7 separate regions of the Homo sapiens genome follow, and all the other regions are linked to region 1. The links are chromatin contacts, found by Hi-C or POLR2A ChIA-PET in ENCODE. All regions are on one chromosome and are shown on one strand. Each heading gives the region's core, a stretch centred on a gene start or an enhancer-like site at or near the end of the contact. The rest is flanking DNA. Distances are from core to core; before and after follow the strand shown. Region 1 holds the start of PML (PML nuclear body scaffold). Region 2 holds the start of FBXO22 (F-box protein 22). Region 3 holds the start of PKM (pyruvate kinase M1/2). Region 4 holds the start of IMP3 (IMP U3 small nucleolar ribonucleoprotein 3). Region 5 holds the start of HEXA-AS1 (HEXA antisense RNA 1). Region 6 holds the start of TMEM202-AS1 (TMEM202 antisense RNA 1). Region 7 holds the start of MAN2C1 (mannosidase alpha class 2C member 1).

Region 1 (3,741 bases), core at 549-3,048:
CTATTCACCAAACAGCTCCTCTCCTCACCCTCCCATAACTTGTGTTATCACCATCACCCAGAAGCTCCAAGCTCTTTTCCGTAGCTCAGGATGTTATACAGGCTTCAATCATCTGACCTTTCTTTGAGTCTCATATATTGTGGGACTCCTGAGTATACATATGTAATTAAATATGGGTTTTCCGCTGGTAATCTATTTTATGACTATTTAATTCATAGGCTATTTAATTCATAGCCCAGCCAAGGAAACTAGAAGGGTGGAGGCAAGCCATCTTTCCCTCCCCTATGGTTTAAAGAGTACAGAGTTTCTGGAGTAATGAAAAAGTTCTGGAAATAGATGGTGGTGATGGTTACACAATATTGTGAATCTACTTAATGCCACTGAATGGTACACTTATAAATGGTTAACATAGGAACTTATCCATTAGGTATATTTTACCACATTTTGTAAAATACAAAAACAGGCCGGGCATGGTGGCTCATGCCTGTAATCCCAGCACTTTGGGAGGCCGAGGTGGGTGGATCACGAGGTCAGGAGTTAGAGACCAATCTGGCCAACATAGTGAAACCCCATCTCTACTAAAAATATAAAAAATAGCCAGGTATGGTGGCGTGGCCTGTAATCCCAGCTACTCGGGAGGCTGAGGCAGGAGAATGGCGTGAACCCGGAAGGAGGAGGTTGCAGTGAGCCGAGATCGCACCATTGCACTCCAGCCTGGGCGACAGTGTGAGACTCCGTCTCAAAAACAAACAGATAAACAAACAAACAAAAAACAAAGCAAAACAAACAAACAACAACAAAAAAAAACCAAAGTGCTTAATACAGTACCTGGCACATTTGAAGTGCTCATAAATGTTACCTAGTATTGTTAAGTAATGTTATTCTTAGTTGTAATAATGTTTATAAAAGTTACTGTAATACGGTGTCCTCTGTACTTTCATGAAGGGGAGTAAAAGGGCCTGAAAGGCAGCAGAGCAAGAAACCCAAGTAGTTCCTTTGTCGGGGGAGGTGGGAGGTGGGCAGGAAAGGTGTGGCAAGAGAAGGGTTCGTTGGGGAGGCTTCCTTAAGCAGAAACCACATGAGCTGGGAGGCCTTGGCAAAGATACCTCTTCAGTCTGAGCCAGTTTCTCACCTCGGATCTGGGAAGTTGGTTTTAGTTTTGCCGTGCCTGGGACATGCCCCTGGCTCCAGGCCAGCGCAACAGGGGTACTACCTCCATCCTCCCTAATCTGAAGTCCTGCATCTGAGGCAAAGTTGAGGCAGGGCTCGAGGGTGGGCGGAAGGGCCCAGGCCCGGAGGCCACTGACCCTTCTCACCTTGCCCAACTGCTCAGTGGAGAAACCGCAGCCCAGCGAGGCCGCCCCAACTCCTCCGTGTCCTCTTTTCTACTCTATCCTACCCTCCCTTCCCTGCCCCACCCGAGACGGTCAGGACCCTGGTGTCTGGACTTCCCGCTTTGTGTCACTCTCTAGGGTACTTGACCAAATCCTCCGTTAGACCCTCTCTTCCCGCCTCTCCCCACCACAGCAAACCAACAAAGCTTAACCCCATCATCCCCTAACCCAATAGTACCTCTGTAGGGCTGGGGCTGGGGCTGGGCTGGCGGCCTTCAGAGGGGGTCTCGGGGGGAGGCATGGTGGGCTCCTGGGGCCGGGCGGGGTCCTGCTGGGGCCTCGGAGATCGGGCGGGTGCAGGCTCCATGGACCCCAGCTTAGTTTCGATTCTCGGTTTAGATCTTGGAGTGCGTGAAGAGAAGCTGAAGGGGAGGCGTGAGCCAGTTGGCTGAGTCCCTTGAGCTGTCCGAAAGGGGAGGTGCCGGCTCAGGGCCCGCCTCTGGAGAGGAAGTGAGACAGAAGCTGGGGGCGGTTCTAGGGGGCAGAGAGGCCGACTGTGGGTTTTAAAGACACGCCCAGAGCGGGGAGGAGGTAGAGGCGGAGAGCTGCAGACCTACCGCTGACTTACGGTAAAGCGGGAGAGGTAGGGCAGAGCTGCAGGGGGGCAGCCCTGCTCCCGGCTTTGATCCATTCATCCGTTCACACTGGCACTGCTTCGTGCCACGTCCTGCCGGGAGCTGGGCGTACAAAGATGAGCCACACGCAGCCCCTGCTTTCTAAGAGCCGTAGATGTAATGGAAGAGCAAGCCTGCAAACGGAGACATTCTGGAAAGGAGAGCCCACAGCTGGGACCTGCAAAAGCAGTGGAAATTCACCAGGGATTTAGGGTTGTAGGTGGTGGGGTACGGGGGACACTTGAAACAGAAAAGATAGCTCTTGCAAAAGCCTGTTTGGGAACTAATTTTGGCCATTTTCAGATTTAAGAGGGAATTCATGAGAAATGATACCCAAGGAGTGTGCTAGGACAAGATCCTAGCTGAGGAGATTGAACCAGTTCTGTGAGTGATGGGAAGTTGCTGAAGGATTTGGAACCAGGGAACAACACGATCAGCTGTGCATGATGGGACAGTCACTCTGACAACCTAGGAGCAGGTGCCCTGGTCTAGGACAGTGGCTGTGGGATGCAGAGGAGGGACTTGATTCAGAGATCCTGGGAAGCCAGTGACTGGAGGTGAGGGAGCAGGATGATGCCTTGAGTGACAGCTGGAAAGGCTGGTGGATCTGAGGTGGTGGGGGCAGGAGGGAGGGGGAGAGCTGGAGAGCGGGTATGAAGAGGGTGAGGGGAGAGCCAGCTAGGTCTTCGCCAATGGAAAAGCATGTCAGACTCCCAGCTGGTAAGGGGAAAGGGGCACAGTTCCAGGTGACCTCACTGGGTCAGCGCCCCGGCTTCAAACTTAAACCATCGCAACCACTGTGCTGGCTCCTGTGTACCCATTCCGTACTCTGTTCCAACTTAGAAACAGACTAGAAAGGATGATGATAGGGCCTGGCTCTTGTAAACCTTACAGTCTGCAGGGTGGAGAGCAGGGGTTGGGCAGATACGCAACTTCCTAGGGACTGTAAGGCCTCAGGAGCCTGCCCTTCCCTCCAGCCTGGTCAGTACTCCCAGGCCTTTAGAGAATCAGTCCATGAAAGCCAAATATGGTGGGCAGCCATCTGCACAAGGGACCTGGAAGTGGGCTATGGCAGGATGGGGCTTCGGAGGCCAGAGGCGATTGGCTGAGGAGGCAGAGCTGGGGAAGCTTTATTCATTTCTTTGCTTGCTTTGGAAGATAGCCTGCTCCCAGACTACCCCAAAGTCCTGTTGGAAGTTAACACTTCTCAAAGGAAATTCACGAGTTGCATTCAGGTTTTCTCAAGCCCTGGAGAGGCAAGTTAATTCCAGGTACCTGGATCAAGGGGCATGCTCTTTCTGGACCTGCAGGACTGAGGGCCTCACCTCTGTGGTGCTCTGGGGCCCCTGCCCTCATGTAGCTCTGTGCTATCCCCTTCTTCCTTACACTCCCATGCTCCCCGAAGTCTGCATGTGAAACTTCTTTCTTTTTGTGCCAAAGTTCAGGCCTTCCTACTCCACCTTGATCACGGTGACCTGGCCAGGCCATTACTTAACAAATAAGTATTGAGACCTGCCCTATGCCAGTCCCTGCTTGCTGGGCTGTGGGTTCACAAAGAGGAATAATTTGCAGACTATGTCCCAGAGAAACCCAAAGTCCAGATATGGCATGTCCTGCCTCCAGTGTGAGAGAAGGAGTGCTGAGAAGGCTGATATAGCATGTCCTTGATCCTGGAGAAGATTGGCTTCCTGTAAACCCTGATGAGATCTTGCTCTCTCGCTCCGACTGCAGTG
Region 2 (3,741 bases), core at 428-2,927, 1.9 Mb before region 1:
TATCAGTGATAATTTCCTGATTGTGACGGCTGCACCGTAGTTATGTCTGTCTGTAAGCCGTACTAAAGTAAACAGAGTGACAGAGCAGCAGGTTGGCACTTTACTGTCAAATGGTTCCCTTCCACTCCCCAGAGATGGTACACCCTGCAGCCCCTCTGACTCCACAGTTCGAGTCTTCATCTCTCCTGGTGTTGGCTCCCCTTTTGAAGTTGGGGGCCAGAGAAGCAAAAGAGTACAGGATCAGAAGTTGAAATATTTGGCTTTAAGTTTTGGTTCTTGGCTTTCTAGGTGTGCTCACTGAGCAAGACACACCCAGTTGTCTTCCCGGTAAAACAGACAACAAAAAGTTGCTTCAAGGGAAGCAGGTGAAGGGAAGGTTCTGCACAGCGTTGTTGTTAATAGTGAAAATGTGGATACTTAAAAGGCCCAACATGCCGGGCGCGGTGGCTCACGCCTGTAATCCCAGCACTTTGGGAGGCCGAGGCGGGCGGATCACGAGGTCAGGAGATCGAGACCATTCTGGCTAACACGGTGAAACCCCATCTCTACTAAAAATACAAAAAATTAGCTGGGCATGGTGGCGGGCGCCTGTAGTCCCAGCTACTCGGGAGGCTGAGGCAGGAGAATGGCGTGAACCCGGGAGGCGGAGCTTGCGGTGAGCCGAGATCGCGCCACTGCACTCCAGCCTGGGCCACAGAGCGAGACTACGTCTCAAAAAAAAAAAAAAAGGCCCAACATTTGATGAACGGTCAAATAAATCATGACACATCCTTACCGTGTAGTCACTAAAACTGATGTTTACAAAATCTTTTCACGGAACGAGATGTTCCTTTAATTAACAAAACTGGGATTTAAAAAAAAATAGTTCTCAAAGACTGAACCACCAACCTGCAAATGACTGTGCATGACACCCCTTGCTACTTGCCTCAAGCTCCTCTGCTACCACGCGAACCAAGCAATGCCCCTCCAGGTGGCCGGCCTCCGCCAGGCCTGCGGAGATCCAGGTTACGCTCCGATGGGTCCGCAATACTCTGCGCACACACTCCCTCCATAAGCGGCACACGCTGAGGACGCAAACGCACAAAGGATTGCGAACGGACGTTCATTTTCGTCTCTCCCACAGCTCACAAACCCCCACCCGCTGGCGCAGCAGCAGGAGATCCCTGCGGGATCCAAAGTCCCCGGGGTAGGTAGGTGTCAGTCAGGGCGCTAGTTCGGAAGAAGAGCCAGATATGGAGAAAACCTTAAGGGGAACTTCGCCCCTCAGGGAAGTCCCCCCGGGGCACCACGGCTGGGAGATACCTCGCGGGTAGGGGGTCACCTCAGGTAGGGCGAGCGAGCCGGGGACGGCCCTGGTGGGTCCCAAGGGTCTCTCCCCCCACCCCGCCAGCCTGGGACATGCCCACGGCGTGTCCCCAGGCAAGCTTCCCGCCTCCGCCTCCTCTCCTCACCAGGCCACCCGCAGCAACGCCTTGGCGGGCAGGAAGGTGAGCACACGCTCCACCACCTCCGCCAGGTTACTCAACACGAAGGTGCTCCGCGGGTCTACGGAGGAGCCGCGGCACTCGCCGCAGCAGCCTACCGGCTCCATTCCTCACCAGCCCGCCGGAACCAGTCCTACGGCGGCTCGGAGGAACCCGATTACGCCAGCATAGGGTTGCCCGGCCGGCGCGCACTGAGCAGGCGTCCGCGCCACTTCCGGCTGGACGGGGAAGGTGGGCGTGGCAACGCCGGTGCGTTCCCTCGTCTGGAGCCCGTACTCCGAGGTGTACTCCGTTCCGTAATACGCTCGGAACTGTTTTCTTCATTTTTGAGATTGGGTCTAATGCTGTGGCCAGGCGGGAGTGGAGTGGCGCGGCCTCTGCTCACTGCAGCTTCTACCTCCCAGGCTCAAGCGATCCTCCCGCCTCAGCCTCCCTCGTAGCTTTAACTACAAGCTCCCGCCACCACGCCCAGCTAATTTTTGTATTTTTTGTAGAGACGGGTTTCCAGGCTGGTCTGAAACTCCAGGGCTCAAGCGATACTCCCGCCTGGGCCTCCCAAGGTGCTGGAATTACAGACATAAGCCACCGCTCCTGGCAACTTTCTAGGAGGCCTCCTGCAGTGAAAATAAATTCTTCTTCTGTGCCTGTGCCTCTCACTGCCCTGGCACCGCCATATTTCTGAGTTTACATCTTTCTCTAATTCACAAATTCCTTGCAGGGACTAGGTAGTACTTATTGCTCTTCGTAGTCCCAATGCCTGTTTAAATAGCATAAGCTCGATTTATAAACGGACGTTTGCTTTTAAAAAATTGTCTTAGTGTGTGAAAATCACTGCCTTTATTCCTTGTAAACTTAGTTAACTCGTTGTAATCTTCAGGTTTAAAGTTTCGAATGAGTAAAATGGCATAAATAGCACCTGCCATTCTAAGGTAGCTGAGTGAGATGATTGCTGTGAAGCACGCCCCAAGCTGTGCACCAGTTCCCCGCCAGGGACATCAGATTCACCTGGAAACTACTAAGTTTTAGCACATTCCCGGTCCTTATCCCAGACCTCCTGAATCAGACACTGGGGGTGAGGCCCAGCAATCTGTTTTAACACACTTTATGACGATTCTGATGCATGCTCAAACTGAGAACCACCAAGAAATGGAAGCACAGCAGACACAGGTTTGTCCCCACCTAACATCCATTCCTCCCGCCAATTCCTTCCTAAGGGAGCCCTGATTTGATCGCCAGATCTTGGGCAGAAACTTGGTCTAAATTAGCAGTTCTCATTATGGCCTCAGGACCCTTTACACCCTAAAATATTGACACGACCAATAGTTTATGTGTGTTATGACTATCAATATTTACCATATTAAAAATTAAATCAGAACATCTTAATGCTTAACTCTTTTTAAAAAACCGATGTTATACATTAACGAAATATTTTTATGGAAAACAATTATTTCCCAAATCCTCCTTCCCCCACTGGTGGATAGTATGACATTGTCAGTGGCATAAGCCTCCTGAGTAGCTGTGGTTTTTTTCTTTTTTTTGGTAGACCCAGGGTCTATGTTGCCCAGGCTGGTCTCAAACTCCTGGCCTCAAGACATCCCTCTGCCTCCGCCTCCCAAAGCGTTGAGATTACAGGTATGAGCCACCAAGCCCAGCCAGTTTTTTCCCATAGTCTATTTATAGGCGCAGCTGCTTAAGGAAGCCAGATGGCCCAGATGTCACCAGAGCTTCCTGACCCCTTGCGGAATACCAGAGGAAGATAAACAGGCGCCCTCCAGTTACCTTTAGATAATTAACATAATGCTAAAATCCTCTCCCTAAAGAAAGCTCACTGGCATCTTACGAACATGGATGTATGAAGCAGCATGTTCAGGGACTATGCCTGCTTGTCTGGAACTCCAGTCTGTGCATGCCGTTCATACCTCCCCCGCCCCTCAGCTAACTCTTTAAACTCCCCAGCCTCCCATCCCTCTGGGAGAAGGTGCCTTTAGAGTATGAGCTCCCCTTCTCCATTCTCTGGCTACTGAATGAAACCTGACTGCCTTTCAAAGTGGGCGTTCTTTCTTTGTGGCTGATATAAAGTAGGGAAAGAGGACAGTTTACCAGTGACGGCATCACTACATTTTTGCAAATATTTAATTTGTCTTAATAGAAGACAAATAGATTCTCATATTTGCTTCTGAATTCAATCTGTTGCAAAATCACATCATGTAGCCTCTGGAAAATTCCATTGTACACATGGAAGAATGAGTGAAAATGG
Region 3 (3,741 bases), core at 701-3,200, 1.8 Mb after region 1:
CTGGATTTGTCTCTGCCAGAGGCTCGTGGACAGCATTTCTAGAACTGTCAGATCAAAATCTGCAACTGAGGAGTTAGTTTGCCATCAACTCTACATGTACATTTCAGTCTTGTGAACATATCTAGATTTAGAACTTTTTCGTTTGTTTGTTTTTGAGACAAGGTCTGGCTCTGTCACGGAGGCTGGAGTGCAGTGGAGTGATCTCTGCTCACTACAACCTCCACCTCTCGGATTCAAGCGATTCTGCCTCAGCTTCCCGAGTAGCTGGGATTACAGACGTGCACCACCATGCCCAGCTAGTTTTTGTATTTTTAGTAAAGACGGGGTTTCGCCACGTTGGCCAGGATGGTCTCAACTCCTGGCCTCATGTGATTCGCCGGCCTCGGCTTCCCAAAGTGTTGGGATTACAGGCGTGAGCCACTGCACCCAGACAATTTAGAACTTTAAAATACAATATAGTCCAGCATCGGCCAGATCCTTGCCATCCCAGTGTTGTCCACCACTGTTCTTAGTTTGTCCTCAGCTCAGGGGCCAGGGAGGGACTTTTATGCCATCCCTCTTTCTCTGATAGAGAGGAATCTAACCCTCCCTAGGGGGGCATGTCTTTTTTCCTTCTCAACAACTTCATGTTCTTTCACCACCTTAATAATCAAGCATTTCCTTCCCAACAACAACTAAAGGGACCAGGAAAGACTTACAGAAGAAAGTGAAAGATTTTTATCTCACTTCAAACAGAAATTTACTTTTAGGCTGTCACTGTCTCCTCCCAGCTTATCTGAGCTAACAGGAAGCGAATGAAGGCCTGTGATTCAGCTGCAGGCAGCGGGTATGCCTGAGCAGGTCACACCCATTTGGTCTCTTTTGCCAGGAAAATAAAAAAAGAACCTAAGAGAACGGTCTTCACATTTTGAATGCGCAACATTGTATCTGTGAATGAAGGCAAGAGTTAACAGCTGTTTAATTGATAACTGCTCGCATCATTAGTTGCTGGCTAACAACTGGGAAATCAGAAAATGTCTTGTAGAAAAATGTAAGAAAAGTTCCAACAATACTGACTTAAACACGACAAAGGTGAAAACAGAAATGCTGACTCCTGCATAGGTTATCGGCCCTAATGTTCTGACTTGATATTTCCAGATGCCCAGCTCTGCGCTAATATCAACACCGTCTATTTACTTTCTACTCTGAGGCATTCGCTCTGCAGGATTCCAGACCCTACTAAATTATTCACATGGCCCCAACCGGTCCTTCCTTGTTCCGCGGTCCTAACACAATGAATGGTCCTAAGAGGAAAACGGCCTCGCGCTCCCGCTCCAGGCCCACTTCGCAGTCCCTAGTTCTCCCTACTGCCGCTCCAGTGCCAGAGCCCCTCCGAAGGCGGCCAGGACCTCCAACCACGCACAAGTCTGCAGCTCTCCCCAACTTTCCGTTCAGCTCAGTCTCCGAGGGTGCGCCAGAGCAGACACCCGGAGGAGTGGGGAGTGGCAGGGCGGGGCCGGGAGAATGCTGCCCCGGAACCCATAAATCTGGGCCCTGCCCAGGTAGGCCGGGACAGCTGGGGTGGCCTGGGCCGAGAGCCAAGAAAAGACACCCCATCTGGCAGCCCAACTTGGCGGCAACAGGTGGCCCGGCGCCCGGGGGTCTGGGAGGAAAGTCGCTCCGGGGGCGGGCCCCGTTGCCCCGCCGCGTCCCCATTGGTCATCAGGTTTCTTAAAATGTGACTCTGAATCTGTGTCCTTCCGCCGCAGAATTTAGTCCCACCGAAAGGGCAACCTGCCCGCGCGTTCCGCCGCCGCCGCCGCGCTTCCTCCTGAAGGTGACTGCGCCCGCGGGGACGCAGGGGGCGGGGCCCGGGTCGCCCGGAGCCGGGATTGGGCAGAGGGCGGGGCGGCGGAGGGATTGCGGCGGCCCGCAGCGGGATAACCTTGAGGCTGAGGCAGTGGCTCCTTGCACAGCAGCTGCACGCGCCGTGGCTCCGGATCTCTTCGTCTTTGCAGCGTAGCCCGAGTCGGTCAGCGCCGGAGGTGAGCGGTGCAGGAGGCTACGCCATCAGTCCCCACCAAGGGCCAGTCGCCCGGCTAGTGCGGAATCCCGGCGCGCCGGCCGGCCCCGGGCACGCAGGCAGGGCGGCGCAGGATCCAGGGCGTCTGGGATGCAGTGGAGCTCAGAGAGAGGAGAACGGCTCCTCACGCCTGGGGCCTGCTCTTCAGAAGTCCCCAGCGCCGTTCCTTCCAGATCAGGCGGGTCCGCCGGCTCCTTTCCCGCCCCAGCCCTACCCCCTCATTCTGGTCCCATCCTCTTCCTCCTGCCCCAATCCTCAATGCGCCTCCATCCTCGCCTGCCTTCTCTCGGTCCCTCGTGATTGATTCCACCCTTGCTTCCCCTTTCTCCGCGCCGCCTGTTCCGTGCTCGTTTTCCCCTCTTCCTCCTTAAGTCTGGTCCTTCCACCCCCTCCTCTTCAAGCTGTGCGTGTCCCCTGATTCTAATGCTTTCTGTGTAACTCATTGAAACTGCGTTCTGGTTCCCCTCCCGCGTCCATTCTCCATTCATGCGCGACCGCCCTTCCCGCGCCCCAGTTCCCTCTCGCCGCCCCTCCCCCTGCTTGCTGGTCACGTCCGCTCCCCCGCATCCCCTTCCTCGCCTGGCGTGTCCGCTCCCTCCCTCCCTCTCTGCTCTGGTCGCGCCCGCCCACTTGCTCCGGTCTCCGAGCGCGGTCCCACCCCCCTTTTCCATCACCGCCTCCCAGCTCCCAGCAGGCTCGGGCGGTGCTGAGGCCCCGTGTCCGGGGCGGGCGGGCGGAGGGCTGGGCTGGGTGCCCCGCGCGGCGGGCGGGATGCGGCGGCCCGGGGGCAGCTGGAGACTTACGTAACGTTGGCCTGCCCCGCTGCCGGGAGGCAGGGCGGTTGCCCCTGCGGCGCGGTGCCGTCCCCTGTGGCCGGGATTAGATGGGCGGCCTGCGAGGGCCTGGGAATGGCTCGGGGCCCGAGAGCTCGACCGGCCCTTGCCGGGTGGCCGCCAGGGACCACGCTCCATCTCGCCGCGGCCGGGCTGCACGTAGCGGCCGCGCCCAGGGCCCACCCCGCTTCACCGGGCGATGGCCTTGGGCCTCGTAACGGGCGGGATAAACCTCTGCAGGCTTTGCTGGGGCCTCCTGGCCCTCGCCCGTTCCGCGCCTCTCCGGCACGTTTCTTTCTTTTCCTTTCTTTTTTCTTTCTTTTTTTTTTTTTTAATTATCCGGCACATTTTTTAACAAATGCGTCCTGATTGTGGAACGCGGAGGCCGCGGGGTGGGGTGGGGATCTGGTTACGGAGGGGGCAGGAAATCTGTCGCGTTCACTGAACGCAAACGGTGTGGGTCAAGGGCTGTTTGGGGGTCAGAGTTAGAGACCAGGATGACTAGACGAGTCATAGCCCACCGAGCTCACAATCTTAAAATGTATCTCCTGTAATGCTGGGAGTGGGGTACGAGCTTCCTGCTGTGGGAGGGAGGGGGACAGGAAGCCTCGTAAGGTCTCACCAGGTGGCAAGCACACTGGATTAGAAGATGCAGGAAAGCACCTTCCAGTCTGAAGATCATTTAAAGACTCAGTCATGTAAGGGCATCCCTTGGCTTCTTAATCTACGTACTCCAGACCCAGGGCTTGGACCTTTGCTGGTACGGGTTAAAGTGAGGCCGACAGTGAAGGTCCACGTGGAGAGAGACATTGGGAAGTTGTCAAAAAGGCGTTTAGAATCAGGTTT
Region 4 (3,741 bases), core at 708-3,207, 1.6 Mb before region 1:
TGGCTCATGCCTGTAATCCCAGCACTTTGGGAGGCCAAAGTGGGTGGATCACAAGGTCAGGAGATGGAGACCATCCTGGCTAACACGGTGAAACCTCGTCTCTACTAAAAATACAAAAAATTAGCCAGGTGTGGTGGCAGGTGCCTGCAGTCCCAGCTACTCAGGAGGCTGAGGCAGGAGAATAGCTTGAACCCAGGAGGCGGAGGTTGCAGTGAGCCAAGATCACACCACTGCACTCCAGCCTGGGCGAGAGAGCAAGACTCGATCTCCAAAAAAAAAAAAAGAAAAAATCAATTAGATTAAAAAAGCAAACAATCTGTATTAGCTTTCTGTTTGTTTTAGAGACAGGATGTTGTTCTGTTGCCCAAGCTGGAGTGCAGTAGTGTGATCATGGCTCACTGCATCCTTGAACTTCCGGCTTCAAGGGATCCTCCCCCCTCTTACCCCGAAACCCTCACCAGTAGCTGGGACTATAGGTGCTGCCACCATGCCTGGCTAATTTTTTTTTTTTTTTTTTGTCCATAGGGACTGAGTCTTACTATGTTGCCCAGGCTGGTCTTGAACTCCTGGCTTCCAGTGATCCTCCCACCTTGGCCTCCCAGTGTTGGGATTACAGGCATGAGCCACCATGCCTAGCCTGGTGATGTTTTCTTAAACTGGCTAAGTTTATGAGTATTTATTATACTTTATAATTTACATATTATATTATTTTCCAGATATCGAATATTTTATATATATATATATATCTTTTTGAGACAGGGTCTGGCTCTGTTGTGCAAGCTGGGGTGCGGTGGCACCATTGTAGCTCAATGCAGCCTACAAGTCCTGGGCTCAAATGATCCTTCCCCCTCAGCCTCCCAGGTAGTCAGGACTACAGGTGCGCACCACCATGCTTGGCTAATTCTTTAAGATTTTTTACAGAGGTGGGATCTCGCTTCTTTTTTCTTTTTTTTTTTGCCTAGGTTGGTCTTGAACTCCTGGCCTCAAATGATCCTCCCACCTCAGCCTCCCAAAGTGCTGGGATTACAGGCATGTGCCACCGCGCCCAACCCTCAAATATTGTATTGTAAAAGACAATGAAAAGCATACAAAACAAAAATGATCAGTGAGAAGCTAGGTGGCGTCAAATGCCCGGGCAAAAAGGGGTTAGGTCTGCAGCGCTATACTCAGATGTAACTTACAGATGCAACTAGCGGAAACAGCATTAAATTTGTTAACTCAATGCTTGGTGGCCAGAAATTCATGTCAGGATAATTCATTTGAGCACAGACTAAAGGGTTTGGACTTGTAGTTATAGTCCAAGTTTCTCAAACTTGCTGGGTTTTATGAATCATCTGACACTTTAGTTAATAATACAGATTTCCAGGCGACTCCCTTATAGATCCCTTTTCTGTGGGCCTAGGAAGCAGCCAATCAGTATTTCATGGGTTCGGTGCCACCTATCCCAACTTGACAATGAGAGATCGCTCTGCATGCCAGGTGAAGGACCTGACGCTGGCGGGCGGCGGGGACTACCAGGTCAGCCCCAGGAGAGCCGGCTCCGGCAAGCTCCCCCAAGGCATGGCAGGAGCCCAGTGCAAGTTAGCACAGTAAACCCAATCAACAAGCCGCAGTCACCCCTCTTCCCCAGAAATGGCCTCTTCAGCTCTTGCGGGGGAGACTCTGAAAGTCCCCAAAGGACAGAAGTCTAGGAGGAAATGATTGCCGCAGAAAGGGATACAGTCTTGGCTACTAAAAACCGCGCGGAACCGCCTAGGGACCCGCTCCCAACCACCCACCTCCGGTGCTTCTACCCCCTCCCTCGCAAACGCGAAGAAAAGAAGAAACGCGAGATCCCAGTGCAGAGGCGTGGTCCCACCCTGGCCAATGGGAAGTGAGGGCGTGACTTTAAGTCTTTCTTTCATTGGCCCAGGGTCCCAGGCCGTCCAGGTCTTGGGGCGCCGCGGCGGAAATCGCGCGGATGCCAGAACGCGCTCTCAGCTTCGGGTCCTGCGGCTGCGGCTGCCGCCATCATGGTGCGGAAGCTTAAGTTCCACGAGCAGAAGCTGCTGAAGCAGGTGGACTTCCTGAACTGGGAGGTCACCGACCACAACCTGCACGAGCTGCGCGTGCTGCGGCGTTACCGGCTGCAGCGGCGGGAGGACTACACGCGCTACAACCAGCTGAGCCGTGCCGTGCGTGAGCTGGCGCGGCGCCTGCGCGACCTGCCCGAACGCGACCAGTTCCGCGTGCGCGCTTCGGCCGCGCTGCTGGACAAGCTGTATGCTCTCGGCTTGGTGCCCACGCGCGGTTCGCTGGAGCTCTGCGACTTCGTCACGGCCTCGTCCTTCTGCCGCCGCCGCCTCCCCACCGTGCTCCTCAAGCTGCGCATGGCGCAGCACCTTCAGGCTGCCGTGGCCTTTGTGGAGCAAGGGCACGTACGCGTGGGCCCTGACGTGGTTACCGACCCCGCCTTCCTTGTCACGCGCAGCATGGAGGACTTTGTCACTTGGGTGGACTCGTCCAAGATCAAGCGGCACGTGCTAGAGTACAATGAGGAGCGCGATGACTTCGATCTGGAAGCCTAGCGGATCTCCCACTTTGCATGGCTGTCTTTTACAGATGGGAAAACTGAGGCCTGATGCTGGAGATTCTATGAGGGTGCTCTCCTCAAGGGTATCAGACGGTCGTAGGTTCTTAAGAATTTGATTCATCAGTGGCAGGCCATGCATAGAGCCACGGGAGGTGCGTCCTTGTTTTCCAGGGAATGTTCTTAGAACTTGGACTACTGATTATTAATTGACTGTGCCTTGGGAAACAGTGGGAAGTAACTTGGTGCAGCACTGGGGTATTGTTGGCTTCTTGTGTTGGAAACTTTGTAATGTAAAAGGAAAAACTGGAAATCCCCACGCCCTGTTTCCCTTTATCGTCTTGTGGTTGGACTGGTTCAATTCGTTTAACTCGAATTCTTGCTCCTGGCCGTGGTTAAGCTGTGTACAGATGATGGAGAGTTTGGCCTCAAGTTTTTATAAACTGAGCGAGACTAGTGTTCAGGATCTCCTCCCTTGTTTAAATGTCAATAAATGCCCCAACTGCTTTGTAAGTGCAACTTTTTAATCTGTCTGGTTTTCTTTTTTTCTCTAGAGACGGAGTCTTGCTCTGTCACCCAGGCTGGAGTGCAGTGGCGCGATCTCGGCTCACTGCAACCTCCGCCTCCCGGGTTCAAGCAATTTTCCTGCCTCAGCCTCCCGAGTAGCTAGGAGTATAGGCGCCCGCCACCGCGCCCGGCTAATTTTTGTGGTTTTAGTAGAGTCAGGGTTTCACCATGTTGGCCAGGCTGGTCTGGAACTCCTGAACTCGTGATCCGCCCGCCTCGGCCTCCCAAAGTGCTGGGATTACAGGCATGAGCAAACTGCGCCCAGCCTCTGGTTTTCTTACATAGAGTCATATTTATACGTCCCAGGAGCCCAGAGAAGAATAGAGTCAGCAGCGAGTGACCTGCCTGTGGATTAGATGTGCAACAGGGCCACATGTGGAGGATGCAGGATGTTGTACAGGATTGGGCAAATTTGTCACTTTACCAGTCCCTTCCTTGGAATGAGTGTTTTGGCAGAGCTCTTCCTCACATAACTTCCTGTTGATATTCCAGCCCCAGGAAATACCGTATTAGAGGGCTGGGATGTTTGCTTGCCTAAGGAAATAATCACTCTGTAGCTTGGCCATCTAGCGGTTAGAAGTGGCCCAGGAGGTTCCTGGAAATTT
Region 5 (3,741 bases), core at 850-3,349, 1.6 Mb after region 1:
TAAATTAAATTGGTGTCTTCATTGAAATGGAGTAATAATCAAATGGCTCTTTTCCTGGACCCTCTATTCCGTTCCATCTATTTGTCTGCCATTATGCCAAAACCCCACTCTAGTGTATAGTAAGGGGGGATATTTTGGAAGATCAACAAATTTATCTTGTGTAACTTACTTTTATGTATGCATAAGAATATTTGGTTTAAAAATCTGGTTAAGTCTAAAAGAGCTCTTTCAGTAATAATTAAATAACTGAATCCCTGTAATCCACCATGCTCAGCCCCATTAGTAATTTTTATAGCGTCTTTATTTGGATCTAGCTCTTTCATCTTGTGTAACTCTTTTAAGTAAATGACTCCTCCCTTCTGGTACAGGTTGAATATCCATAAAAGGGTGCCTTGGCATGTGCTCAGTCCTGAAATTCTACTTTGATCTACTGCTCTCATCTTTGAAACTGCTCTAAACACTCCCCCAAATTATTGATCCTGTGGGCCTGATTATGAACTTGGCTCTTCTGACAATACTTCTCAAATCCTGTACCTTTGGTAACATCTCTCCTGACTGGCAGAGTACCCAGACACTTAATTAATGCTGATGAAAATTAAGATTTAAGCAAAGAAGAAATTGGTGTAAGAATGCAAGCCTTAGGATCTGAAACTTGATGACTGTGGGATCTAATTTCTGCTTCTTTTGCTACAAGCTCTGTTTTTGAATAATCAACTTTCAAAGACAAATTGCTTGATGAATCTCTGTATTGTCAGAATGTTTCTTTGATTTCCCATCAAAGCCATGTATGTGTAACTAGTAATTAGGTACCTACGACCTGAATATAAATTATCATTATTTCAGTAGCCCTTTATTTGTTTTTGAGAAAGGGTTTCACTATACTGCCCAGGCTAAACTTGAACTCCTTGGTTCAAGTGATCCTGCCGCCTCAGCCTCCTGAATAGCTGGGAGTAGCTGGGACTACAGGGATGTGTTATCATGCCCAGTGAAAGCCCTTTATTTTTAAAAGTTCATTTTCCTGATCTTTACATGTATTTTAATACTAAAATTAAATTTAAAAATTTTAAAAAGTACCTACTAACCAAATAATGCCACCCAATAACAATAGCATTATTTGTATTATGTTCTGGTAATATAGTGGTGAACAAGGAAGACAGGGTCTCTGATAACTGTGGAATTCTCCTTGATCACTTCTCAAGCCTCTCTTCCGGATACTATTTCTTGGATCTACAGCTGTCTTCCTTCCCCACTTCTGTAGTTCAGTCTCTCATTATTCTCTACCTCCAATAAAAAGGGGCCTCCTAACTGGTTTCTTATGCAACTACTCAACATGGTATTTCTAAAATGCAGATCTTTCGGGATGATTTTCAATTGCTCAGAGAATAAATTCCTTGACTTTCTACGTAAGGCCCTGCAGGACCAGGCCCCTGTCATTATCTCTGAGCACTCTCCATCTTGCACCCAAAGCCCCAGCAATATCTTACTGCTTTCAGTAAATACACACCGGGCTATGTGGGGTTTTGTCTGGGGAAAGGGGATGTGAGTTGTAACTAAGAGATTTATAGTCAATCTTGAAGGGAAGAGCTCATATTGGAGGCAATGGAATGCCTCAAGCTGGCTCTGAAAGTACACATTTTTTCCAGTCATAAGTAGATCACATTTGTGTGATCTTGTGATCCTCTCTCTAGCAGAGCCGTGCAGACTACCTACTTCCGGCCCTTTCTTGCCCCACGAAATTTCACATCACAACGACTTGTGGTTTTAATCCTCCGTTTTTCTGCTTCTGAAGTTACTTCAGCCTGGCAAGTCCTTTACCTCCCCGTAGGCCTGGCGAGCTGCATCACAACATTCAAGATTCACCCTAGAGCCATCTGGGAAACTTTCTTCTCCAGGTCGCCCTGCGTCCTCGCCTCCCCACCCCGTTCTTCTCGAGTCGGGTGAGCTGTCTAGTTCCATCACGGCCGGCACGGCCGCAGGGGTGGCCGGTTATTTACTGCTCTACTGGGCCCGTGAACAGTCTGGCGAGCCGAGCAGTTGCCGACGCCCGGCACAATCCGCTGCACGTAGCAGGAGCCTCAGGTCCAGGCCGGAAGTGAAAGGGCAGGGTGTGGGTCCTCCTGGGGTCGCAGGCGCAGAGCCGCCTCTGGTCACGTGATTCGCCGATAAGTCACGGGGGCGCCGCTCACCTGACCAGGGTCTCACGTGGCCAGCCCCCTCCGAGAGGGGAGACCAGCGGGCCATGACAAGCTCCAGGCTTTGGTTTTCGCTGCTGCTGGCGGCAGCGTTCGCAGGACGGGCGACGGCCCTCTGGCCCTGGCCTCAGAACTTCCAAACCTCCGACCAGCGCTACGTCCTTTACCCGAACAACTTTCAATTCCAGTACGATGTCAGCTCGGCCGCGCAGCCCGGCTGCTCAGTCCTCGACGAGGCCTTCCAGCGCTATCGTGACCTGCTTTTCGGTTCCGGGTCTTGGCCCCGTCCTTACCTCACAGGTGAGTCGGACTTGTCCCGCCCTGTTCCTGGGCCCTGAGAGTGCCTGCCTGGGGACAGTTCCCCCAGGGCTCCAGAGACGCCCTATGGGCTTTTGTCCAGCCCTCTGATCACAGGCACTCCACTTCCTCCTCGAGCTGCATTAGGTTTTCATCCAAAGATAACTACTATAGGACTACGGTTCAATCAGGAGATTAATTTATGGAAAATACTGTGCCAGCAGAAATCTAAGGTGATCCTTCTGACCGTGTTCAAGCTAGCCAGGGTCCTAGTGAGACTGTGAGCAAGGGCTGAGTAGAGACCAGAGAAAACACTCAAAATTGGGGAGACATAATACAAGAACTATGCAAAGTTACATACAAGTTTCTGGCACATAGAATGTTTGGCGGGCGGATCACGAGGTCAGGAGTTCGAGACCAGCCCGGCCAACATAGTGAAACCCCGTCTCTACCAAAAACACAAAAAATTAGCCAGGCGTGGCGGCGCGCGCCTGTAGTCCCAGCTACTCGGGATGCTGAGGCAGGAGAATCGGTTGAACCCATGAGGTGGAGGTTGTGGTGAGCTGAGATCGCGCCACTGCACTCCAGCCTGGGCAACAGAGCAAGACTCCCTCTCAGAAAAACAACCCCCCCCCCCAAACAAAACAAAACAAAACAAAAAAAGTGTAAATTGTGAAAGAAATCATAGAACATAAGGAAGTGAGTTTCCAGCGGCCACTTGGAATGGGATGGTAGATGTAATTAGCCGGGACTGAAAAGAGGGTATTCCAGGCAGGAAGAAGGGCTTGAGCAGAGGCACAAAGAATTATGATTGAGTTCAAAGTTCAGGTCTAGTGGATGTGATGAGTGGGGGCTGGGGATTGAGGAGGGATGAGGGTGGGGAAAATGTGGGGTTGAAGAGTCAAGAGCGCTTTAGACATTGGTTTCACATAAAATGGAAGGGGCTAACAGTTTTCTTTTAGGCAGCTATGTAATCAGTACTGAAAATTGTATTTGAGGATAATTATTCCACAGCACATTTGTAAGTCGAGCCAACAATGTAAAGGAATACAATTCTGCTGCATGGGTTCAAAATTTAGAAGTTTCTTGATAATCTGGAATCTAGCTCTTTGGTTATATTGTATAGATGTTATGGGGGTGGGAGCCACATTTACGGTTAAGTCTTGTAGTAATATTTTATATGATGTTTCAAGTGTGTTTAAATTACTTTCACAAAAGTTATCATTTGATATATAGAATTAAAAGCATTTAA
Region 6 (3,741 bases), core at 490-2,989, 1.5 Mb after region 1:
ACTCCTCAGGAGAACTGAGGTTTTTTTTTTCCCCAAATGAAAACTTTTGAGTTTCTAAAGCTCAAAAATGCAAAATCTGACGCACATGGTTAAATGAGATGTGGTTATCAACTTACACCAAGCCTAACTTACCACAAAATAGAAAATATCAGAGAAAGGAGTTCACAAGCAGAAAACCTCTGCTTTCTAACTCACAATAGAGTCTTGTCCAATATTAGACAACACTGCGTTTTGTTGTTGTTTTAGCTACAAGGAAGGGTATGCAATATGCAGTAACTATTCCAACAGCTTCAAGCAAGTCATCTGCTACGACTAGAAAAAGTAGCAATTAGGTCCCAAACAGCAAAGACATAAAAAAGATGTAAGCAGAAGCCTCACCATCTGAAAAGAAGGCCCATCAGCACCTCTTCCGAGAAATACTTCCCTTCCCCCACCTTTAAGTAGGCACTTGAGACTGCCAAGATCCATTTCTTTATTAACTGGTGCCCACTTGGGGCAACTGTACACCAAGCTGCTCTTAGGCCTACTCTAATCCCTTCCAAAAGTGCTCAAATGAGGCTACGGCCGGGGTAAGTCCCGTCAGGGCCCAATTCTTCCTGACTCCTCTTCTCCACCCCACCTCCTCCGCCCCGCCCCAGTAGGCGATCGCCCGGCCAGAGAAAGGACACCCGGCCCAGGGACTGGCAGAAATTGCCCGCAAGAGAAGGCTTAGGCGACCGAAGGCCTCCGCCATAGCAGGACTTGGGAAGCACCGCCCCCAGCGCACCTCCCCACACCCGGCTAATCGGCGAACCTCTGCTTTCGACACCCTCTATCCCCAGCAGAGGCAGCGGAGAAGACAAGGCCGGGAGGCACCGGGCTAGGCTGCGCACCAGGCCCAGGCCTGTCCCTCGGGACCGCGCGTGCCGCCTGAATCCGCTCCCCCGTCGGGCCCGGTCCAGCTGGCGCGGCGGCCACCCTCACCTGGATGACCTCGTTGACCTCCCGGATACATTCCACCATGTGTTGTAGAATCTGCTCGGCCGTGAGCACCTCGTAGCGGTAATCCTCCTCCTGCTCATGCCCCGGCCCGCCACCACCACCGCCGCCGCCGCCGCCGCCGCCACCGCCGGGCCCCAGAGCGCTGCCGCCGCCACCGCCCGTCTCCCCGCACAGCAGTCCGTCCCGCTCCCCGCCGACGCCCAGCCCGGGCTCCACCAGCTCCACCTCGCCCAGATCCAGGGTATCATCGTCCGGCTCGTCGTCGTCTTCGTCCTCCTCCTCCTCGGCGCCGCTGTCCTCCTCACTGCACTCCTCGTCCTCGTCGAACTCGTAGTTGTAGCCCTCGTCCGAGTCCATGGCGCGACGCGCGGGGGCCCGGCGGACGCTGGCCGAGGCGGGGAGAGGGCGGGGACGCCGAGGCCCCGGCTCTCGCTCCGGCTCCGGCTGATGTCCGGACGCAGGCCTGGCTCCGGCCCCGCGAGCCGCGGCTCCTCCCCAGGAGCGGCGGTTGGCGTTTGACGGCTGGTGGCGGCGGGGAGGGCGCGGAGGAGGGAGGGAGGGAGCGAGGGGGCCGCTTGCTGCCCGCCTCAGTCAGACGCGGCTCCGCTCCGGCCTCCGAGAGAAAACAGTCCCCAACGCCACCTCCACGGCCGCTGCTATCGCTACTGAGCCAACAAAGGGGCGTGCGTCACCGCGTCGCGCTGCGTCGTCGCGTCACTCCTCTTTGCGTCACTGCGCCCCGCCCCACCGCCCCTGCGTGGAGCCCGGGGAGACCCCACGGCCCGGCCTTCCTGGGCCTGGGACCCGAGGGGAGCCGAGCGGGAATTGCTTTCCTGGTTCGATCCGCTGCCGCTGTGAGGGCCGAGCGGAAACCCGTAGACCTTTTATGTGAAGAGATTGCGGCCTCCTGGTCACCAGTCACCGAGAGAGGGACCCCTGGACCGCCTACGTGGTGGTGTCTGCCGCAGGCCATAGGGATCCAGCCCACTTAGGCAGTCCCTTGGGGACGCGGCCTTCCCTCCGGAGCGGAAAGGCGCTTCCCGCCCGCCCTGCGGTAATCCCGGAAGCCCTCAGCCGTTAAGCTAAAATTTCTGTTGCTTTGGCTACTGATGGAAACCTGTTGTAAGTGGAACCTCTAAACTGTATGACAGGTGAACCCACTTTAGGTAGCTGTGTGATTCTGTCCACTTGTACAGACGTGCAGTGGTTTTTAAGTCTCCTATAATGACGTCATTTTAAAGAGGCATTTCCTCCACCCCGCTGACAAGAGCGCCTCTTGAGGGCCCTAAACAATGTAAACAGCGATGATTTTCATGAATTGAGCACTGTGTAAGGGCTTTACATATATTCTGTCTCATCTTCACGGAGCCATAGTACCCATTTTATACCTGAGGAACCTGAAGCTCAGAAAGGAAAAGGGACCTGGCCAAGACCACATAACCCTTGCCCTATTTTAACCGCTGGATGCCCCAAAACATGAATCATAAAAATGCTTTGTAATGTAGATATATTATGTACTATGTAGTACATAAAAGACATGAATGCTTCAACAAAATACAGGCAATAATAGAAATATCTACAAGGGCCAAATGTAGCCAGAGAGATAATGCTTGAATCTCATCTGAAAGTGTGCTATGTGAGCTGAGTGTTGATGAATGGCTAGGAGTTCAACAGAGAAGGTAGGGAAGATGGTCTAGCCGCAGAGAACAAGCAAAAGCGCAGAAGGTGTCAAGTAAGTAATAGTTTGGGGAGCTTAAAGTGCATGGAGGGTACATGGCAAAATATTAGGCAAGTTAGTCAGGGGTCATGTCAGTTAAGAGCATTTTATGCCTAAGAGTGGGCTTAAATCTTTGCAAACAGGACATGCGAGCCAGAGAAGTGTTATGAAGGAAGAAGAGGCATAAGAAGGCTCCCTCTTGAGATAATCTGAAGAATTGGCCAGATTGAAAACCTTTTAAAATCAAAACCCCTGATTTGTTGATAAATCTTACTGTTCAACCTATAGGTTCCCTTTGGAAATTGATTTTGAAAAGTGAAAAATTCCATTATAATGTTAAAAAGCCTCTTCCAATTTGTCCATTTTGTAAGTTTTAAAATACCGATAATTATATTTCTTAACCTCAGGATTTACAAAGTAAAGCATTTAACCTCAATACTGGTAGTCTAGGTTTTTGTTGTTGTTGTTGTTGTTTGTTTTTTTCTTGAGACGGAGTCTCGCTCTGTTGCCCAGATTGGAGTACAGTGGTGATCTCAGCTCACTGCAGCCTCTGCCTCCCAGGTTCAAGCGATTCTCCTGTCTCAGCCTCCTGAGTAGCTGGGACTACAGGCGCATGCCACCACCCCAGGCTAATTTTTGTATTTTTAGTAGAGATGGGGTTTCACCATATTGGCCAGGCTGGTCTCGAATTCCTGACTTCAGGTGATCCACCTGCCTCGGCCTCCCAAAGTGCTGTGATAACAGGCATAAGCCACAGCGCCCAGCCAGGTCTAGGTTCTTTGATTCAGTGTTTCTATTTAGCAATTCTAGATTGCTGCCACAACTAAGGCAAGCCATGGACACAAGGAACACTTCTGTCCACCCCGTCTCCATTGTGATATTACCTACAGAAAAATTCAGTAACACTCGTCAGTACCCTAAACTCCTTTGCCTCACCTTTCTTTTCATTGTACCCCTATCTTGAATGAACCCTACCATCCATAGTCTCCACTTTGATAAATGGAGCAGCTGACCACTATTAGAGAAATGTGCATAGCCATCTG
Region 7 (3,741 bases), core at 441-2,940, 1.4 Mb before region 1:
GGCTCCTGGATTTTCAAAACACATGGTAGACCTCTCTGATTTTAGGCTTTTATTGTTTAAAGACAGTGTCTCGCTTTATGACCCACACTGGAGTGCAGTGCCACGATCATAGCTCACTGCAGGCTTGACCTCCCAGGCTCAAGCAGTCCTCCCACCTCGGCCTCCTGAGTAGCTGCATGCCACCACGCCCAGCTAATTTTTTAACTTTTTGTAGAGACAGGGTCTTGCTATGCTGCCCAGGTTGGTCTCAAACTCCTGGCCTCAAGCTGTCCTCCCACCTCGGCCTCGCAAAGTGCTGAGATTACAGGTGTGAGCCACCCTGGCCTGATTTTAGGCTTTTTTTGTACTGGGGAGAAGAGACTGTGAGCCAAAGTGTAGGGTGCCAAAAAGAGCTTTGTGGGATGAGATTTTAGGGCAAAGCTGGGGCAGTGTCTGACTTGGCGGTGGTCATGTGTACTGATTTAGGGGAAAGATCTTGAGGTTTTCTCAAATAATTCACCTATCCCCGTGTTCCCTCAAGAAAGGTCATGTTGACCTGGAACCATAGGGGAAATTGGTGGGGTGTGATCAGGGTCAGCCCCAGCTGTTGCTGCCCCTGCAGTGTTTTGTCCAGAGCACTTGCCTGCAGGTCAGGATAGGATTTCAAGGCCAGTTCAGGAGAAAGTCCCAACCCACCAGTGCAACCAACAAAAGAGTAAGTTTTACCTACAGCCTGGGTTTTCACAAGTAGCATTTTTATTCCTCCTGCTGTCTGACATCTGAGCTCCAAGCTCTAAACCCAACCTGTATTATATGCAGCAGCAGGTTATCTTTGTTTTAAATCACATTTGTTATTCTGTACTTAGTCACCTTTCCGTGTGATCTGCATTTGAAATGTTGTAAACTTGGTCAGTATTTCCATTAAAATATCAGGGCTAATCTTGTGTATTTTTTTTTGTTCCTAATGATTTTATAGACAAAGACTCTTGGCAACCCCAGGAGAAAAAAAATAAAGCTGTCAGTGGAGTACTAGGGATGAGAATGAAACTGGAGGTCTGTTTCTGGTATTATGGCTTCCCGGGACTCTACAGTCCTGTATGGTGAAATACATTTTTCCATTGGGATCGTCAATGCCATGACTGTTCTGCCACCTCAAACTCCAGAGTTTCTGGTGATGTGCAAGAGTTAGCAATATACATTCAGTAAAGCGTGTAATCGAGTAAGTCGTAGTAACTTGGGCGTAAAGCTCTACCACCCTGCTCACTAACACCCTGATCTCCGTCCGGTATGAAAACACCTATTCCGGGTAGTCTGGCTCCACGTTAAGCAAACACCACTTTCCGTGTTCACCGACAGCTAGAGCCAGAGGTCTCCCGGTTGCTGCTTCTGAGGCTGGGTCTGCAGCAGCTGAGGCTCCCGCCTGTCTTGCCGAATGGCCTAAGTCTCTGTCTTGAGACTTTCGAGAGTTCTAATCGTCAAATTTCCCATTTTATTTTGAGATTTTCCCTGCGGCCCACTATTTCGGACAACATAGGAGAGCCTCAAAAACAGTTTCTAGCTTCCAACTCGGCTCAAAGTTCAGACAGCAGCTGGGCTTCCGAGAGCCGCCGGTGTTCCAAGAAAAGCTGCCCGGGACTGGGAGGCGCCCTCTGGACGCCGGAACCTTTGGTTTCCTGCCGTGGAGCGGAACGGTAGCGCCAGGGGCCTTCCGGAAAGAGGAGCGAGAGCCCGGCGATGGCGGCTGCGCCGGCCTTGAAGCACTGGCGCACCACGCTGGAGCGGGTGGAGAAGTTCGTGTCGCCGCTCTACTTTACCGACTGTAACCTCCGCGGCAGGTGTGGCCCCTGGTCCCCCGCAGCCGGCCGACCGCAACCGTGCGCCTCAAGCTTTCCTTCCGGGGAGAAACCTAAGCTGCAGCCACCCGGGCCGCGGGACAAAGTGCCCGCCGCGGGCAGGGCAGGGGCCGGGGAGGAGGGGGTAGGGAATGGACTGTGCCGCGGAGCGGCCAGGCAGCCCTCTTGGCGGAGGATCCAGGGAAAGTGCGGCCCCACCGGCCAGCTGGCCCCCAGGCGGAAACGGGGCGGCCTCCAGCATGTGCCCACCGGCCCGTCCCACGCAGGCTTTTTGGGGCCAGCTGCCCTGTGGCTGTGCTCTCCAGCTTCCTGACGCCGGAGAGACTTCCCTACCAGGAGGCAGTCCAGCGGGACTTCCGCCCCGCGCAGGTCGGCGACAGCTTCGGACCCACGTAGGTAACGCCCAGCGGGTGGGCGGGGCCACAGGCCTAGGGGAAGTCCCAACCCAGCTCCCAGCCACACCTTCGTTGTCTGCCCTCTGCCGTAGACAACTACGTGGGATCGAGCAGCACCCTCTGCTGGGAGCAGCACCCTCTGCTGGGAACAGCTCTCTGGTCCCTGGGTCTTCAGGGGATGGTTTTCATTCCCACGTGGCCGCCTCTGGACATCCCTTAGGAAGGGCACCCTAGGGATCACGAACCTTTGACGCCTCTGCCTGTTTCCCTCATCTTGCTTCTCACCTTGTTGCTCCTTTCTTGTGACTCAAAGCTGAGTACCTTGTGACACTGCAGATGCTTGGAGAGTTTCAAGCCCCTGCCGACACTTTATCCAAGGAAGGATATCAGGATAGGACTTCTACCTCTAGGCCTATCACAACAGCTCTCTTGCAGATGGTGGACCTGCTGGTTCCGGGTGGAGCTGACCATCCCAGAGGCATGGGTGGGCCAGGAAGTTCACCTTTGCTGGGAAAGTGATGGAGAAGGTCTGGTGTGGCGTGATGGAGAACCTGTCCAGGTGAGGAACCCTGTCCTAGGGCCAGGTATGGCCACATTTCAGCCCTGAAATGACTACAGCCCTTCTTCTGTGGACTCTGGAGAAGCCACAGCTGAGTTGCTCTGCCCACAGGGTGGTATCAGGATTTCAGGACTAGGGAAGTTGCCACTTGGGCATCTGTGCAATTGGTCCTTAGTTTTTATTGTGTATAATACAAACTTATAGGAAAACATTTCAAACAGTTCTAGATAAAGTAATGGATCTCTCCTTATCACCCATCCCATTCCCCAGCTATAACCACTGTTAAGTGTCTTATTCATGCTCCACCCTTATCAGGTTTAGTCCTTATACTCCTATCTAGTAGGTCTTTATACCCATTTACAAATTAAGAAACAGATGTGTAGTTGACTCACTCAGGTTCACACAGCTTCTATTTCAAATTGGACTGACTCTCAATCTGGGGTTAAGACTGTTCTTCCTGGCTACAAGAAGGCAGAGACCATCCCTTCCTCCCTTCACTGGCTCAGCAAATATCTCCTGGTGTCCATTCTGGGCCATACCCTTAAGCACTAGGGTGTAGCAGGGAATGAGGCAAACCTGCCCCTGACTTCACGGAGTTTCTTTCCCGGTATTTATTTAGGGGTGCAGAGGCCACCAGAATCCACACTCAGGCTGCCTAACCCCTTCCCAGGGCCCTTCCCATAAGACCATGGGTTTGCCACTGGTAAACAGGGGCTATTTGACGGTCATGGTGCTGGCTGCCATGGGAGTTGGGGCATCTACTGCCAAGGGTCCCTGATTTGCCAATCTTGGCCCTGCTTGGGAGAGAGGACCCAGAGCTGGGAACCAGATGGAGGGGCCTGACTCCCCATGGCTTACACTTTACCTGAACTGTCCAAAAGCCTCAAGCCTTGTCTCTCTCACTCCCCTCCCTACTAGGGTTTAACCAAAGAGGGTGAGAAGACCAGCTATGTCC

The links. Hi-C counts contacts between places; a loop is a spot of excess contacts on that map. ChIA-PET counts read pairs that join two places held with the same protein, here RNA polymerase II (POLR2A). Pooled maps may share reads with other maps.
Region 2: a map of B cell shows a loop between it and region 1 (18-fold over the local background). The contact joins the promoter of FBXO22 here to the promoter of PML in region 1. A Hi-C loop is called at or near these places in 1 of 168 maps with a recorded cell type or tissue (B cell), 1 of 37 single-sample maps with no recorded cell type and 6 of 50 pooled maps.
Region 3: a map of OCI-LY7 shows a loop between it and region 1 (14-fold over the local background). The contact joins the promoter of PKM here to the promoter of PML in region 1. A Hi-C loop is called at or near these places in 1 of 168 maps with a recorded cell type or tissue (OCI-LY7), 8 of 37 single-sample maps with no recorded cell type and 10 of 50 pooled maps. POLR2A ChIA-PET finds 5 or more read pairs at or near these places in 3 of 52 experiments (BJ, GM10248 and activated CD4-positive, alpha-beta T cell).
Region 4: a loop to region 1 is called in a map of B cell, with 10 times the contacts of the local background. The contact joins the promoter of IMP3 here to the promoter of PML in region 1. A Hi-C loop is called at or near these places in 1 of 168 maps with a recorded cell type or tissue (B cell), 1 of 37 single-sample maps with no recorded cell type and 5 of 50 pooled maps. POLR2A ChIA-PET finds 5 or more read pairs at or near these places in 1 of 52 experiments (activated CD4-positive, alpha-beta T cell).
Region 5: a loop to region 1 is called in a pooled map, with 10 times the contacts of the local background. The contact joins the promoter of HEXA-AS1 here to the promoter of PML in region 1. A Hi-C loop is called at or near these places in 2 of 37 single-sample maps with no recorded cell type and 8 of 50 pooled maps.
Region 6: a map of sigmoid colon shows a loop between it and region 1 (8-fold over the local background). The contact joins the promoter of TMEM202-AS1 here to the promoter of PML in region 1. A Hi-C loop is called at or near these places in 1 of 168 maps with a recorded cell type or tissue (sigmoid colon), 2 of 37 single-sample maps with no recorded cell type and 11 of 50 pooled maps.
Region 7: a loop to region 1 is called in a pooled map, with 10 times the contacts of the local background. The contact joins the promoter of MAN2C1 here to the promoter of PML in region 1. A Hi-C loop is called at or near these places in 7 of 50 pooled maps.

Annotation. Positions count from the first base shown.
Region 1 is chr15:73,992,773-73,996,513 of GRCh38, reverse strand. It overlaps PML (PML nuclear body scaffold), which reads right to left and starts at 1,798. Exons shown (of 9, transcript NM_033238.3): 1 at 1,573-1,798. The coding sequence starts at 1,701. It also overlaps a transcript of STOML1 not described here. RefSeq lists an enhancer at 1,216-1,385.
Region 2 is chr15:75,901,814-75,905,554 of GRCh38, reverse strand. FBXO22 (F-box protein 22) reads right to left here and starts at 1,677. Exons shown (of 7, transcript NM_147188.3): 1 at 1,452-1,677; 2 at 926-1,064. The coding sequence starts at 1,591. RefSeq lists a silencer at 1,286-1,355 and enhancers at 1,406-1,455, 1,476-1,575, 1,192-1,849, 1,936-2,025, 1,850-2,509.
Region 3 is chr15:72,229,399-72,233,139 of GRCh38, reverse strand. It overlaps PKM (pyruvate kinase M1/2), which reads left to right and starts at 1,950. Exons shown (of 11, transcript NM_002654.6): 1 at 1,950-2,024. RefSeq lists silencers at 1,509-2,008, 2,569-3,078.
Region 4 is chr15:75,638,440-75,642,180 of GRCh38, reverse strand. It overlaps IMP3 (IMP U3 small nucleolar ribonucleoprotein 3), which reads left to right and starts at 1,957. Exons shown (of 1, transcript NM_018285.4): 1 at 1,957-3,088. The coding sequence starts at 2,013. The coding sequence ends at 2,567. RefSeq lists a silencer at 1,803-1,962 and an enhancer at 2,253-2,312.
Region 5 is chr15:72,374,471-72,378,211 of GRCh38, reverse strand. HEXA-AS1 (HEXA antisense RNA 1) reads right to left here and starts at 2,099. Exons shown (of 1, transcript NR_027262.1): 1 at 1-2,099. HEXA (hexosaminidase subunit alpha) reads left to right here and starts at 2,198. Exons shown (of 14, transcript NM_000520.6): 1 at 2,198-2,492. The coding sequence starts at 2,240. RefSeq lists enhancers at 1,439-1,488, 1,819-1,958, 1,850-2,406, 2,407-2,962.
Region 6 is chr15:72,472,237-72,475,977 of GRCh38, reverse strand. It overlaps TMEM202-AS1 (TMEM202 antisense RNA 1), which reads left to right and starts at 1,739. Exons shown (of 4, transcript NR_135678.1): 1 at 1,739-2,103. It overlaps ARIH1 (ariadne RBR E3 ubiquitin protein ligase 1), which reads right to left and starts at 1,648. Exons shown (of 14, transcript NM_005744.5): 1 at 964-1,648. The coding sequence starts at 1,338. RefSeq lists enhancers at 525-734, 2,185-2,284 and silencers at 1,285-1,514, 1,557-1,753, 1,605-1,944.
Region 7 is chr15:75,366,556-75,370,296 of GRCh38, reverse strand. MAN2C1 (mannosidase alpha class 2C member 1) reads left to right here and starts at 1,690. Exons shown (of 26, transcript NM_006715.4): 1 at 1,690-1,814; 2 at 2,099-2,224; 3 at 2,663-2,786; 4 at 3,705-3,741. The coding sequence starts at 1,714. SIN3A (SIN3 transcription regulator family member A) reads left to right here. Exons shown (of 21, transcript NM_001145358.2): 21 at 1-918. RefSeq lists enhancers at 1,515-1,809, 1,494-1,813, 1,385-1,917 and a silencer at 1,944-2,023.